Regions from separate parts of the Homo sapiens genome. Here region 1 is linked to region 2. Evidence: chromatin contacts called from ENCODE Hi-C or POLR2A ChIA-PET data. All regions are on one chromosome and are shown on one strand. Each heading gives the region's core, a stretch centred on a gene start or an enhancer-like site at or near the end of the contact. The rest is flanking DNA. Distances are from core to core; before and after follow the strand shown.

The links. Hi-C counts contacts between places; a loop is a spot of excess contacts on that map. ChIA-PET counts read pairs that join two places held with the same protein, here RNA polymerase II (POLR2A). Pooled maps may share reads with other maps.
Region 1: a loop to region 2 is called in a pooled map, with 2.8 times the contacts of the local background. The contact joins the promoter of CCDC24 here to the enhancer-like site in region 2. A Hi-C loop is called at or near these places in 1 of 50 pooled maps. POLR2A ChIA-PET finds 5 or more read pairs at or near these places in 2 of 52 experiments (GM10248 and PC-9).

The regions. Positions count from the first base shown.
Region 1 is chr1:43,990,034-43,994,694 of GRCh38, reverse strand. It overlaps CCDC24 (coiled-coil domain containing 24), which reads right to left and starts at 3,096. Exons shown (of 9, transcript NM_152499.4): 1 at 2,949-3,096; 2 at 2,691-2,848; 3 at 2,308-2,483; 4 at 2,056-2,172; 5 at 731-808. The coding sequence starts at 2,816. B4GALT2 (beta-1,4-galactosyltransferase 2) reads right to left here. Exons shown (of 7, transcript NM_003780.5): 7 at 3,527-4,397. The coding sequence ends at 4,247. RefSeq lists silencers at 2,643-2,692, 2,833-2,942.
Region 2 is chr1:43,197,138-43,202,210 of GRCh38, reverse strand. It overlaps CFAP57 (cilia and flagella associated protein 57), which reads right to left. Exons shown (of 23, transcript NM_001378189.1): 7 at 4,519-4,658; 8 at 3,565-3,730; 9 at 2,708-2,821. The region is part of intron 4 of LOC105378685 (a long non-coding RNA gene); the gene reads left to right. Among named protein-coding and RNA genes, the nearest start is that of CFAP57, 27 kb to the right of the region's middle. Within about 2 kb of position 3,035, at least 2 of the 41 ENCODE cell types and tissues checked have a DNase peak (open chromatin) inside an H3K27ac peak, as active enhancers do.

The DNA.
Region 1 (4,661 bases), core at 1,847-4,346, 790 kb before region 2:
CTGAGATGGGCGGATCATGAGATCAAGAGATCGAGACCATCCTGGCTAACACAGTGAAACCCCGCCTCTACTAAAAATACAAAAAAATTAGCTGGGCATGGTGGTGGGCATCTGTAGTCCCAGCTACTCGGGAGGCTTAGGCAGGAGAATGGTGTGAACCCGGGAGGTGGAGCTTGCAGTGAGCCAAGATCACGCCACTGCACTCCAGCCTGGGCGCCAGAACAAGACTCCATCTCAAAAAAAAAAAAAAAAGAAAGAAAGAAAGAAAGAAACAGGGTCTTGCTCTGCCACCCATCATGACTCACTGTAGCCTTACCTTCCAGGGCTCAATCAATCCCTTCTCACCTCAGCCTCCCAAGTAACTGGTACAGGCGTGCACCACCACGCCCAGCTAATTTTTGTATTTGTTTTGGTAGAGATGGGGTTTTCCCATGTTGGCCAAGCTGGTTTCGAATTCCTGGGCCCAAATGACCCTCTTGCCTCGGCCTCCCAAATTGCTGGGATTATAGGCATGCACCATCATGCTCGGCCGTGGCATCTGTACTTGGCTGCTTCCTGAAAGCAACCTCACTAGCTCTATAGCAGCCAGCTCTTTCCACCTCTCAGCCTTACGCACATGGGCCTCCCCGCCAAGTATACTACCCACCTCCTGTCTCACAATCCCAGCACCTCAAGATCCATCCTTGTCTCCACCCCTGCCTATACACATGCAGGTGCCCCTGGGCCTCACCTCAGGTGTCTGGCCACCTGGTCAATGTTGGACACGTTCAGTTGGTCCTTGATGATGCTGAGATCTCTGTGACCGCTGCTGGCAATGAAGTCACTATCACTCTCCGCATGTTGCTCACCCCAGGCCTTCAGGACCCAAATATCACTTCTAGGCAACTGTTTCTTTTCTCACAAAGGCAATATAATATAGTGCAAAGAGTAAGAGTTTGGGAGCCTAGGTTTGCAAATGAGCTCTGCCACCCTTCATTGTGTGTGACTTCAGGCAAATCACTTATCGCTTCTGAGCTTTAGTTTCTTTTCCTTTTTTTTTTTTTTTTTTGAGACAAGATTGTGCTCTGTTGCCCAGGCTGGAGTGCAGTAGCACCATCTTGGCTCACTGCAGCCTTGACATCCCGGGCTCAAGTGCTCTTCCCACATCAGCCTCCTGAGTAGCTGGGACTACAGGTGCGTGCCACCACGCCTGTTCAATTTTTTTGCACAGATGGGGTCTCACTATGTTGCCCAGGCTTCTTTTTTTTTTTTCTTAGAGACAGGGTCTTTGTCACCCAGGTTGGAGTGCACAGGTGCAATCATAGCTCACTGCAGCCCCGAATTCCTGAGCTCAAGCAATTATCCCACCTCAGCCTCCCAAGTAGCTGGGAATACAGGCATGCGCCACCTCACCTGACTATTTTTTTTTTCACTTTTTGTAAAGATGGGGTCTCCCTGTATTGCCCAGGCTGATCTCAAACTCCTGGCCTCAAGCCATCCTCCCGCCTCAGCCTCCCAAAGTGCTGGGATTACAGGCATGAGCCACTATGCCCGGCCTTTAATTTCCTCTTGTGCAAAATGGAGATTTTGCCCACCTCCTCAGGCTGTGTGAGGATTAGAATAAGAAGTTGCTGCCATCCACTTATGAATATTTTATCTCATTCAGTCCCAGCTGTAAATACCATTTGTGACCATCCTCTTCAGCTCTCCCTGCCTCCCTAGCCCAGCCCTCACTCCTGTTCTCTAGGCCAGAGGAACAACCGCCTGCTGGACATGGCTTCCTTTCTTCCCTCTTCCTACAAAGCTCTTCTCTTTCATCTCCCTGAAAACTGCTCCTCATACTACAACACGCAGATCAAACCACTTTCTCCAGGAAGCTTTGCCTGTCCCCAGGCTAGGCAGGTGTTTCCTCTGGGTTTCAGTAGCCCTCATGGGCTGATAATCTCTATCACAAGTGGCGGTGGAAGTGCCCAGCCCGTGACTGGAATCTCCTGCATGGAGCCAGGTGCAACCCACCAGTGGGCTAGGGCCCTCTGCCAAGCAGGGACAGATCCCTCTCTCCTACCATCACCTTACCTGGGCCCACCACCTCTCATCTGGAATATCTCCTGTTCTGGCAAATCACACCTGGGCTCCTCCAAGGCAAAGTGCAGGACCCTGGGGCTATACTGGACCCAAGCTTGGGCCTGGTCCCTGCAGAAGGTGCACAGGAAGGAAGCTGAGAGGCTCCTTTCTGGAAACCACAGAAAAGGCAACCCTGGCTCCTTGTTAGGGGCAGCGCTAGCCCACCTGGTATCTAGGGAAAGGGCCCAGGCCTGAGGCTCCCACCTGCCCTCACAGATGGCTTTGTGGCGGAGACCCTGGAGCAACTGCCGGAGCTCCTGGCGCAAGAGGTCCTTTAGGAGAGGCGGTGGTGCCAGAAGAGAAGAGGGGTCAGAGATGGGGCGGGAGCTGGGGGCTTGAGAGGATCGAGCCTCTTGGAGCAGTGCCCGTAACATCGCCACCTGCAAGGAGAGCTGGGATACCTTGCGACTGGGGAGGGGAGTGTCCGGAATGGTGGGGGCTGGGGGAGTGAGGGAGAGGGCGGAGTCAAAGGGGAGACCAGGATAGGATCTCGGGAGTTACCCGGCAGGGCCAGGGACCCGCAGAGGTGGGAAATCACCCGAGTCGTGGGGCAGGCCAGGGGCGTGGCCCACCTTCCCTCTCCCCACCTCCGCCCGCAGCTCCAGGCTCAGGTCCACCGCCGCCTCCCCCAGAATCCTCTTCACTTCGCGTCGCTCCCGGAGCGGAACGTGCTCCTCCACCAGCTCCCACAGCGAGGGGGAGTGCCGGAGCATGACCCACCGACGCCGCCGTCCCCGGCTCGGACCTACGGGCCGCAGGTCAGAGTGCGGGAGGTACCGCGGGCCCGCCGGCAACGCTCACCAAACCCCGCCCCTCTATGGGCCCCGCCCTCTCCCAAGCCCCACCCGTGCTCTGCCGCTGGTCCCCTCGGCTGGGATTGCCCGTTCCGGAACTGCCAGTCCTTGGCGCTCTCTTCTGCCCGGCTTTTGGCCGACTCGGATGCCGGGGGCCCAGAAACCAGGCAGTGGGAACCAGGGCCCTAGCCCCACCTCTTCCGCGTGGCCATCACCCGGGAAACCACGCCGCGACTCTAGGGCCCCGCCCCCTCCCGTGTTTGGTCCGGCGGGCGGCGCGTGCCGGCTGGGAGTTCAGACTCACCTCGGCGCTCCACCGAGCCCTGACCCAAGCACTTTGGGCTCGGCCCTGGGCACCTTTAGGCCTCAGGGAACGTGTTAAGACCTGAGAAATCTGGGTCCACGGGTTTATTACTTCGTCGCCTCCACTGTCCCGGAAGCAGTGCAAGGACAAACTTCCCCTTAAGGCCAGTGAAAGCCTAGGGAGTGGCAGCGCTTGGAGAACCAGGATGGCCCGGGTCAGGTTTACTTGTTGGGCCAGGTTCCCCAAGTGCCCTTCCACCACAACACACTCAGGGTAACCACGTTCAGGGACCCGACCCCCACCCCCAAACAGACAAGGGAGCTGCTCCATTCACGTTTTTTACTAAAGCACCCACACAAGTTTCTGTGCAATGTACAAACACAAGCCGGCCCTGGGGCTCCTGCCTCCTCTCTCAGACAGGGAGGCGGGAACCAGACTTACTGATCCAAGCCCCACCTGCCTCCCATGCAAAGGCCAACCCCAAGATCCCAGGCAGCGACACAGCATCCCCTCTGGTCCCCTCCTGGGGCTGCTCCTCAGCAGGGGGCGCACCAAAGCTTGCCCCCTACAATGTTGAATGAAAAAGGTTTCCCCTCCCCTGGGAGCAAGGGGGTTCCCAAGAGCTGAGAATTCCCCCTGGAAGAGACACTGCCCCCTAGACATACCTCCCACCCTTCCAGGCCCTAGGGGACTCAAGGGGGGGAAACTGAGGCACAGAGAGGTGGAGTGACCTAGCCCAGGCCACTCTGCGAGGCAGTGCAGGGGCTGGCCCGACCCTGACAGTGACTGGGGCTGGGCTAGGGGGAGGGGGTCGGGAAGGAGGGTTGACTCCAAAGAGGGCCACACTTGAAGAGCCTGCCCAGGCAGGAGGCCCCCCAAAGTGGGTTCTGAAACTTCCAGGTGTAGCTAGGGGGCCTAGTGAAGACCCTTGGAAAACAGAGCCCAGTCTCAGTCCTGGAGGTCCTCCACAGAGCAGCTGCCAGCCAGGCTGTGGTCAGTCCTCTGGCAGGCAATCTTCGGCACCGAGAGCCTCTGTCCATTAGTGTCAGCCCCGAGGGGGCCACGACGGAGGCCGCCCAATGTCCACTGTGATATTGGTGAAGAGTGGTTGCCGAGACACCTCCAAGACCTGGTACCGCACTGACCCAATGCCGTCCCGCTTCATGGTCAGCTTCGTGTTTTGAATCTTGGTAAACCTAGATAGGATGGAAATGGTCCACATCAGGGCTAACAACTGTAAACTAAAAATAAAATCCTACACCCCCCAACCAACTAAATGGACCCCCTTTTGGCCAAGGGGACCCCAGGGAACCTTAAAAACAGGGTTTCCAGCTATGATGGGAAGGGACGTCAAACATGCCATGTTATGCCCACGCCCTTTTGCAGCTTAGACACAACAAATGACCAGCATTAACGTCAAAGCAGAGATCACAAGACTGACAGAATGCATTGTTTGTGTC
Region 2 (5,073 bases), core at 1,786-4,285:
TAACACAGTATATGTATTTAAGGTTATACATTTCCCTGTATGCATAGCTTTAGCTGCATCCTGTATCTGTATTTGTAAAAAATGTTACACATGTCATTCTAACATATATCCCTAATTAGAGACCAGTGTTTTAAGTACTTGTAAAGTGATGAAACAAATGGCTGTTTTCCTGGACTGGTGAGCTTGGGCATCAGAATCACTTTCTGTACTTTCATCCGCATCTCCACAGTCACTTGAAGACTAATTATATTGCTGAAGCTGAGGAGGCTCAGCAGCTCTCATTAATAATGTCCGTGGGCCAGGCGCGGTGGCTCACGCCTGTAATCCCAGGACTTTGGGAGGCCGAGGTGGGTGGATCACCTGAGGTCAGTAGTTCAAGACCAGCCTGACCAACATGGAGAAACCCCGTCTCTATTAAAAATACAAAATTACCCGGGTGTGGTGGTACATGCCTGTAATCCCAGCTACTCAGGAGGCTGAGGCAGGAGAATCGCTTGAACCTGGGAGGCGGAGGTTGCGGTGAGCTGAGATTGTGCCATTGCACTCCAGCCTGGGCAACGAAAGCGAAACTCTGTCTCAAAAAAAGAGTTTGTGTTACTTGGGAGGCTGAGGCAGGAGAATCGCTTGAACTCAGGAGGTGGAGGTTGCAGTGAGCCGAGATCACGCCTCTGCACTCCAGCCTGGGTGACAGAGTGAGACTCCGTCTCAAAAACAAACAAAAATGCTTGTGTTTACATAGCACTTTCACTTTCCACACATTTTTACTTTTCCTTCCAATGATCTGTTATTTGCTAAAGTCAACGGTCAGTTTTGGACTTTACATGACCTCCCTCTGACATCTAGTACCACTGACCACTTCAACCTTTCAGAAATTGTTTAGTTCCTTGGCTTCTTTGAGATAATTATCTGATTCCAAGTTCTCTTTGTATCTTTATTTTCAGTCTTTCATCGGCTCCTCTTCTTTCACCAGTCTCTTAAATGTTGGTCTTCCCTCTGCTGTCCAATATTCTTCTCAGATTCTACATAGGCCCTTGGTGATCTAATCTATGCCTCTGACTTCCTCTACTTTCTAATTCCCCGAATCTTCATACTCAGCCCTGACTTCTCTCCTGACCTCCACACACATACATCACACTTCTGGGCACGTCAAATATCACATGGCCAAAATGGAACTTCATCTCTTTCTTCTCTCTGCCTCCGCTACTAAAGTCATGGTTTAGTTCCTAACCCAGCTTTCACCTTCACATCCTAACTGCTCTCCATCACTCCAATTTCCTTCCACTCTAATCCTTCCTCAATACTGTTCAGAGAGTTACCTTTCTGATCCCATTACTTTCTTGCTTAAATCCTTTCCGTTGTTTCTCGTCACCTAGAGACTAAAGTCCAATTCCTTGGCATGGCATACACTACCTTCTGCGATGCAGCCAACCTTTCCTACTCCCTCTATCATTGCTCAAATGTGTCCAGTGTTCCAGCCATATGAACCAATGAGCACTGTCCTATTTCATACCTCCATTTCATCATCTCCAACAAGTCCTTCTGCCTAGAATGCCTCTCTTTTCCAATGGCCTCTTATCTCCAAATTCATCTGCTGACTTCTTACCCTTTCTATGCCTCTCCCTCTTAATCATGCCTCACATCTAATCTACTACTCTAGGACCTAGTGATTTTACTTTCTTTTTTTCTTTTGCTTTTCTTTCTTTCTTTCTTTCTTTTTTTTTTTCAGACAGGGTCTTACTCTTGTCACCCAGGCTGGAGTGCAGTGGTGTGATCATGGCTTATTGCAGCCTTGACCTCCTGGGCCCAAGTGATCCTCCCACCGCAGCCTCCCAAGTAACTGGGACCACAGGTGTGTGCCACCACACCTGGCTAATATTTTTTACTTTTTGTAGAAACAGGGTCTCCTTATGTTGCCCAGGCTAGTCTCGAACTCCTGAGTGCAAGCGATCCTCCTACATCAGCTTCCCAAAGTGCTTAGATTATAGGCATAAGCCACCACGACTTTACTTTCTAAAATCATTTGAATCCATCCACTTCTCCCTAACTGTATCACCACCACTATTATCTATGGTGTAGATATCCACAATAGCCTCCTCACCATTTCTACCCTCGCCCCCTTCAATAGTCTTCACTCTGCTGCCAAAGTAATCCTTCAAAATGCAAATCCGGTCATATTCTCTGCCCTGAAAGTCTTCCATGATTTCAAGAAATAAGAAGGATAAATCCTTACAAGGCCTACAAGTTTCCATGCATTTGGGCCCTTGTGACCTCTCCAATCTCAGCCCATCTTTACCCCACGGTTTATCCTGGCACCACATTCCAGGCCCACAGACTTTCACGTTCTCTGACACCCTATGAGTCTCCCATCTCTGGCCTTTGGATCCCTATCTGCAGTGATTATCCCCACCAGTTGTGTCTGATTAACTCCTACTCACTCTTATAGGACCAAGCCTTTGCAAATACAGCCACCTAAATTATGCCGCCCCCTTCATTATTTCTCTCACAACAACACCATGTTTTTCTTTCAGTGGAACTGCAATTAGTAACTACATTTGTCTGTGCATTTGTTTTATTGTCTCTTTCCCCAAGTAGACAGTGAACCCATGAGGAAAGGAACCATCTCTCTTTTGTTCACCTGTATCCCACTGGCTGGCGGCATACTTGGCTCCGTGCCCCTTGTTTCCCCAGAGACTGTTCACTCACTTACCTTCCCTGTGTGTCCTTTCAGGCTTGAGATGTTCTCTAGGCTCGTGGTGGTGTAAACGTGAATCACATTTCCATTGACTGCAGCAAACAGGTGACCTCCATTGCTAAAGGAACACTATAGGGAAAGACAGCAAGAGAGCAAGCAAGCAGGAAGTGAGCAGTCTAATTAGAGGTTACAGTCAAGAGGTGCTTTTCCCAACGAGTTCAGACTGAAACTACGTGTGAGGGTGGGAGTGGGGGGAAGGTGCAAATGAGACTGAGGAGTGGCTGACATTTTCAGACACTTTCATTATTCCTGTAACTCATAGTGGCCAGATGCTGACACTGTCAGGCCCACAAATCATTAAGCCGTTGGGACCACAAGCAATCATTTTGCCTGTAGAAGCATGTTTCAGAGCCGGGGAAGTAATTCCTGAAATCATTGCCTTGTTTCTGCAAGACACCTCAGGGAAAGCTGATGCGCTCTTTATTACCTCTCACCATTGATGCTTATTTTTCCCTGGCTCCTCCGTCTCCAACCTCACCTTCTTAGCTGTGACTCTGATTCTGAGATTACTTTTCTTTTAAAATATTTGTTAATATTCCACAATTACAGACAGGACTTATCATAGCGGGGATCTCACAAGGTTTTAGGTTCAATGAAATAGTCTGGTGGACATAAGAATATGGGGATGGAACCATATACTCAATAAGGTTGCTGGGAAAATAACTGGATTTCCTCCTTCCCCCTTTTTTTAAGCCACTGTAGTTCTCCAAGACAGATTTTGGTCCCACCTCCCCAGATCATGTTAGTTCCTGATATTTCAGCCGTGGCTTTCTAAGAAACTGGACTTTTGTCTTCAGCAGTTTTTTTTTTACCTCTCCGCATCCTCTAACAGAGTATTCTTTGAAAGAACGTATATCATCAATGAGTAGATTCATGAGGCGTAGTTTGTCAGCAAACCCTACTACAATGAAGTGTCCAGATGGATGAAGGCTGATGGAATATGCCTCTTCTTGGTATTCCTTAAATAGTTCCAGGGTGCTGTGAAAAAGATCAATTACTGAATTGTAAGCTTAGCTCACTAAATCCTTCCAGTCATCTACTGTATCTGATATATATTGTTATCATCGTATTTGAGACACACTACTGTTTGCAATTGTTGGTTCCTCTCTTTTCTAGATCTTGGTTATTAGGGGATAATGTCCAGCGTGGAGCATGGTAGATAGGGAGACTGGTCAAGGTGTGGTCTAGCGATGCTGAAGACATAGCTCTGTTTATATTCCAAAATTCATGAGTATTGTCCAAGTATTTTTTCCCCAGAAGCCCCAGAAGTTGTACATAAGAACAAAGAAAACAGTAGGGGGTGGGGGTCCACCTAGGGTTGGAGCTTCCCAGGGAAGCTGTGCTGGAAGGTAAAGTCAGGAGGGAGTTGGGGGTGGTTGAGATAGTGATGTCCTGGGAGAAAGATGAGGAAGAAAGGGTCTGGAGAGCTCCCTGAAGCAAAGAGCAGTTCCTGTGGGAAACAAGGGGATAGGAGAGCTGGAGGGACCCAGGAGTTTATGTAAGAAGGTGAGAGACTGAGGTGTTGTCTTCATCTCTTCATGTCCCCAGTGTCTAGCATGTGGTAAGCATTAAATAAACCACAAAGTAGTTTTCTAGCCCACGCAAGAGTGAGAAACAGGTAGGTTGACTGACTTGATTTTTTAAAAATCTTTTCCAACTGAAAGCTTCTAAATAATTAAAGTTTGGAACACTGTAATTAAAATAATTCACATAAATTCACAACTGGGGTCTTGCATAATAAAGTAGGCAAGCCTTTCATTCCTTACTTTGTTTCATAATTCCAAAGGCGGATGGATCGATCCAGAGAACAGGTGGCTATAAGGGGTTTGCGGATGCAGGTAGCTAGACCGGTGATGGGTGCTGAGTGCAATGGATACATCAAATACTCAAAGTGAGCAGGCTCCCCCTAGAGAAATCACACAGAACAAGATCCCGCAGAGTAAGCAAAAGGCTGGCTGTACATGTCAGCTCTAATTAGTTCCCATGAACATTAATTAGCCTGGGTGCACAGAAATCAGGCTGTGGCTAAACTGTTTGAATATTATGCATATTTTCCTGAGCCAATATTATTATTATTTTTTATTTTATTTTATTTTATGTTTGAGATGGAGTCTCGCTCTGTCCCCCAGGCTGGAGTGCAGTGGCGCAATCTCATCTCACTGCAAGCTCCGCCTCCCGGGTTCACACCATTCTCCTGCCTCAGCCTCCCGAGTAGCTGGGACTGCAGGCGCCTGCCACCATGCCCGGCTAATTTTTTTTTGTATTTTTAGTAGAGACGCGGTTTCACTATGTTAGCCCAGGATGGTCTCGATCTCCTGACC